Regions from separate parts of the Mus musculus genome. Here region 2 is linked to region 1. A link is a loop called in an ENCODE intact Hi-C map of the cell type or tissue named here. Cell type or tissue: gastrocnemius. All regions are shown on one strand.

Region 1 (2,500 bases):
AAAACCACAGATTTTTGTTTTCTGGAATCTTGTTAGAGATTCCACAAGGCTAGGGTTGTTCCTCTGATCTTCAGCCTTCACATGTTTTTAGTAAGGAGATAGGTTACCTGTCTTTATAATTTCAGGCCCCAATAGCCCCACCAATTTTAAAATGTCATTTGCTGTTCTTGGCTATTCTCATGTAACAACCATGTACTCACTGATGGTCTCTGCAGGAAAAGCAACTATACATTAGCCCGAGGATGGTTCCTTTCTCTAGACCAAGCTTAAGGCAAAGGACAAGAATCTTCATTAATTACGGAAATCTGACTTTATTACAGTGCTTCATCTTAGTCCTGTGACAAGTCACAGGGGCTTAAAATAATGTTCATTTTGACAAAATAAAAACTTATTTTTCTTTCCTGTTTAGCCAAAGCAGGTAGCTTGTGTGATTACTGGCATCTAGGTACTAAAACAAAGCTAGAAGGTTGAGCTTTCCTTCCTCCAAAGTAGGAAGGGTTTTCTAAACTTCTCCTAAAACAGGTTCTTGTGAGGAGAGTCATGGTGCTTTCCCTATGGCTGGCTTTCATTGGACAGCTAACTTACAAAGTAGGACTGGCCAGACTCCTAACACCCAGAGACACAAAGAGTTGTCTGACTCCAGGTAGCTTTTTTTCATATATATATATATATATGTGTGTGTGTGTGTGTGTGTGTGTGTATACACAAATATGAGTACCAAAATGGTTACTTTCACTCTAAAAGACAAGAAACAAACCTAGTTCCACATTGTTTTTGCTGGTAAATACAAAGACTAACAAACAAAAATCTTAAAATTTGTCACTATATGGCTTTTTCAGGGCTAAGGTGTCATTCACACTTGTCTCACTAAACGTGCTATTTTTTTTTGACTAAAATGACATATTAAAAGGCTTGATGCCACTTGATCCCATAAAGCAGGGCATGTTACTTTGGGATCAGGTTCCCCTGGGGTCTCCCTTTAAATTTTGATGTTGTTATTTTGTGTGTGTGGATATTATGACTTATTAATGTTTGTGCAGTGTGGTGCCGAAGGAGGCCAGAAGAGGGCATCAGATCCCTTGGACAGGGGTTACTAATAATTGTGAGCTGCCATGTGGATGCTGTGACTCAAACTCAGGTTCTCTGGAAGAGCAGCCAGTGCTCTTAATGGCTAAGCTATCTGTTACACCGCTCCCTTAATTAAAGCATACAGGTAATCTAATTCAGCAGTTGTTTTTCTACAACCCAATGTCTTTCGGCTAGTCTTTATTCTTCTCTTTCAAATTCAATTTACAATAAACAGAAAGATCGTGGATTAAAGGAGTGTGCTAGGGCTAAGCCACACGTGTAGAGATAGTTTTTTCTAGTATACAACCTCGGGATTCACAGTATGATCAAATATCCTGCAACAGAGTATTTAAATAAGAGCTATTTATTACAGGCATATATTCCTCCCTACATGTTATTTTTAAGGCACTAAGTTGTGGTCTTATTACAACGAATGGTTCTTAGGCACTAATTAAAAAAAAAAATTTAAGCCGGGCGTGGTGGCACACGCCTTTAATCCCAGCACTCGGGAGGCAGAGGCAGAGGCAGAGGCAGGCAGATTTCTGAGTTGGAGGCCAGCCTGGTCTACAAAGTGAGTTCCAGGACAGCCAGGGCTATACAGAGAAACCCTGTCTCGAAACAAACAAACAAACCAAAAAAATCTAAAAGTTTAAGGTTATCCTGACTCTTCCCCAATTCAAACATCTGTAAATAACCATGCAGATCTAAATTTGAAAATCTTTAAGAAAGGGCTGGCAAGATGGCTCGCTCATCAGGTAAAAGCTCCTACCACCAAGTTGAAGACTGGGTACCTGCATTAGTGAGAGAACTGATTCCCACAAACTGACCTCTAGGTTCACCTGGCATGCACACAAATGTAATGTTAAAAATTCAAGAATAAAAGATAAGCCATGTCTCACTTGACAAGAAGTTTCCACTTATGTGGCGTAAATGCAACTTTGAACCGATTTGAACCTGAACTAAGCAGTACATGGGCCTGACTAGGGATTGGAGCGATCACTAACCACAGACAAAACTCGTTTGTGGTTGGGCCCAGCAGGCTTGAACCCTATGTGGAGTTTGACCTATCTGGCAACTCCCGTCTCTCAAGAACCACATTCCAGGGCTCTCTCTTCTCTAAAGCCCTCACTCGGCGCCGCGAGTTAGCTATAGCCCGTAGTCGCCCACTTCCTCCAGGAGAGATTCAGATCTTCCCATCATGCCGCGGGAGCGCGCTGGGCCCCAGAGTGCACTGCGCGTGCGTGCGAGCGCGCGCGCAGCCCCACTCCCTTGCGGCCGCGGGAAAATTCCAAACACGTCAAAACAAAAAAAGTTCCGTGAGGCTGTGCCAAGTTTTCAAGCCGCAGAAGCCGGGCGGTGGCTTCTTTTCCGCCGCGGCCCAGTCTGCTGAGGCAGCTCTGGGTGAGGACCACCCGGGAAGACCGCCGTTTCC
Region 2 (2,500 bases), 130 kb before region 1:
TCCCTAAGTGCGCTTGCGCCCTTCACTCGGCCTCCGGGGCACTGGAGGAGGCCACAGGCTGGAGCAGGACTTAGGGAAGGGGGGACGTTTCCTGGGGGTTCTTTAGTGTTGGGCTTCTCGGCTAGGATCACTCAGGCCCTCCCTCCAGGTCCCCGGTACTAAACCATGGCTGCTGGTGGTGGCTTCTCAGTTAGCCTCTCTCCCCAGCACCCCAAGTCTCATTCAGGACTGGCGCTCAGGCCACGCGTGGGGGCGCCCCCTGGTCCCTAGAGTACAGTTCCCACGCTGCAGTCTCACTGATTTACAACCAAGGCCCCCACGCCCCCAGGGCTTCCTCTGGATGGTCCTGGTTCCAGTCCGAGGGAGAGGCATTGCGCCGCGGGCGCCCACGCCCCACACTGCTGTCCAGAGGGGATCCCCGGGCGGGTGTGCGGGGGACAGCGATTCCCCGGCGTTCACTCCTCCCTTCTGCTTCGTCCCCAGGGGAAGGCTACTGGCCGGAAAGCGCCGCTGTGGCTGAGAGCGAAGTTTCAGAGACTCTTATTTAAACTGGGTTGTTACATTCAAAAGAACTGCGGCAAGTTTTTGGTTGTGGGTCTCCTCATATTTGGGGCCTTCGCTGTGGGATTAAAGGCAGCTAATCTCGAGACCAACGTGGAGGAGCTGTGGGTGGAAGGTAAGCGATCAGGCGCCGCTAGCGCGTCCTTCGTCTTCCTTCCCTTTACTGTGTTTGATGAAGATATTTGCCAGCATGCACCTAGAGCCTCCTTGTAGCCAACGAGAAGCCCTTGCCCGCACCAGGGGCGACTGTTTATTGTTTGCATGGCTGGCCAGTAGCCAGGCCCGCCCGACAAAGGCCGCGCTGTAATCTACTCGGGGCGCTGCGCTTTGCTAGGTGTGGTGGGAGAGAGTGGCGGGGGCGCAGAGGCCCTGCGCGGGACGGACCACTCCGCAGAGCCGTGGGGGTGGTCCCCGAAGCTCGCCACAGCTGCCTGCCTGGCTTTGGCCCGGGAGCCGCGGCCCGGGAAAGGCCTCTCTGATCCGGGAGCCTGAGCTCGGCTTCTTTACCCCCACCCCCCACCCACCCACTGTGTCTGCGGTGAAAGGAGAGGGGGGTGGAGGGCAAGGCCACCCCTCTGGCTGCAGGGAGTGTGCGCGCCCCCGGGGCGCGCAGGGGGCGGGCGCCTCGCGGGCCTGCGGAGGCGGCCGCGTGTGTGGTCCTGTTTTTGGACTGCTTTCAACTCTGGGGGAAAAAAACATTTGTCTCAAGGTACCAAAGGGGGGTGGGGGGAGTTGAAAAAAATAGTAAAGCACAAACTGGAACGCATGTTTGCAAAGTAGATTAATGTTTTCTCGCGGGTGGGGGGGCTTTTTAAATGGAATTATTCTTGGGGGTGGTTGCATTTGTTAAGCTTGCAAGTGTGTGTGTATTTTAAAAGAAAGCAAGTTTGATGGGAGGGGCCACGGGAGCTTCCCTCGGTGTGTGTGTGTGTGTGTGTGTGTGTGTGTGTGTGTGTCTTTTATCCAAGTGCCTCGATTTGGAAGGGGAGGGGTTGGGGACCTGCTTTATAAAAGGACTTGTAAATTGAAAATAGGTTTTCCATTTTTCCCCACCCCACCACCGTGGAATCTTTTTGCTCTTTGTGATTTTAGGCTTTCTTTTTTCCTTCGTTCTTTGTTAGTGTCTCAGTTATCTCTTTGAAAAGTACCAACCCCTTGTTTGAAAACATTTTAGCTTCTGGCAAACACTGCTTTGAGCATCAGAGTAGTTGGGCAGATGTTTCAACCCCAAATATTTGGTACATGCCTACTGCAAGCCACCCAGGACAGAATTTTGAAACCAGGGTTAATGAGTAATTTCTTAGGTCACCAGTTTCAGGATGCTCTTGGAAACTAACCTTCCAGAATATTCTGTTACCTTAGCTTTCACTATTTTTGCAAAACTAGTGGTGGAGTATTTAGTTGGAAAGTAACAAAATAATAATCCTAATCTTTAAGAGCAGAGCACATTCCTGCCTTGAGTAGCTTGGTTAATGAATACAAGTGTCTTTTGGATTGATTCCATTAGGTAATTTACCCCACTTTGCTTCCTTGTCATTGGTAGTTCAGAGAATAGTTTTATTGAGCACTGACTATGTCCCTGGCAACAAATTTCCTTAGTATCTCTAGTGTTCCTGACCCTGTGCTAGGCACTGTGATGGAGACATTGCACAGTGCCCTGTGCTTCAGACTACAGGAATTCAATGCATTTTCACTGAGTATAGGCTCCCACTTGAACTGTTTCATGAAAGTTAAATTAGGAGAAAAAAAGGCCTTAGTAGATGTCTTGAGGTAGGCAGGGGTACTGGAGAGACAGGAAGCAAGAGAGTATTGGCGGGAACAGGCCACCCCCTGCAAGGTCCTGGAAAGTTAAGTTAACCAGCAGAACGTAAGGTCCTAGGCACAGAAACTGACCAGCAAGACTATAGAGCAGAAGTTAAGCTAATGGCTCCACAGTTGG

The links. Peaks named below come from ENCODE experiments on the same cell type or tissue, not always from the same donor. Only the 100,000 strongest peaks of a DNase experiment are listed, where the experiment ranks them.
Region 2: it touches region 1 in a loop (4-fold over the local background); 21 of 42 quality-filtered maps call a loop at or near these places.

Annotation. Positions count from the first base shown.
Region 1 is chr13:63,431,542-63,434,041 of GRCm38, reverse strand. It overlaps Fancc (Fanconi anemia, complementation group C), which reads left to right and starts at 2,297. Exons shown (of 15, transcript NM_007985.3): 1 at 2,297-2,500. In gastrocnemius, a CTCF peak has its summit at 1,065 (motif pointing right); DNase peaks (open chromatin) are centred at 1,062 and 2,339; H3K4me3 peaks cover 932 bases; H3K27ac peaks cover 936 bases.
Region 2 is chr13:63,561,799-63,564,298 of GRCm38, reverse strand. Ptch1 (patched 1) reads left to right here. Exons shown (of 24, transcript NM_008957.3): 2 at 484-676. Among named protein-coding and RNA genes, the nearest start is that of Ptch1, 2.7 kb to the left of the region's middle. RefSeq lists an enhancer at 1,088-1,456. In gastrocnemius, no CTCF peak of the experiment used is centred here; DNase peaks (open chromatin) are centred at 12, 325, 984 and 1,465; H3K4me3 peaks cover 2,379 bases; H3K27ac peaks cover 1,799 bases.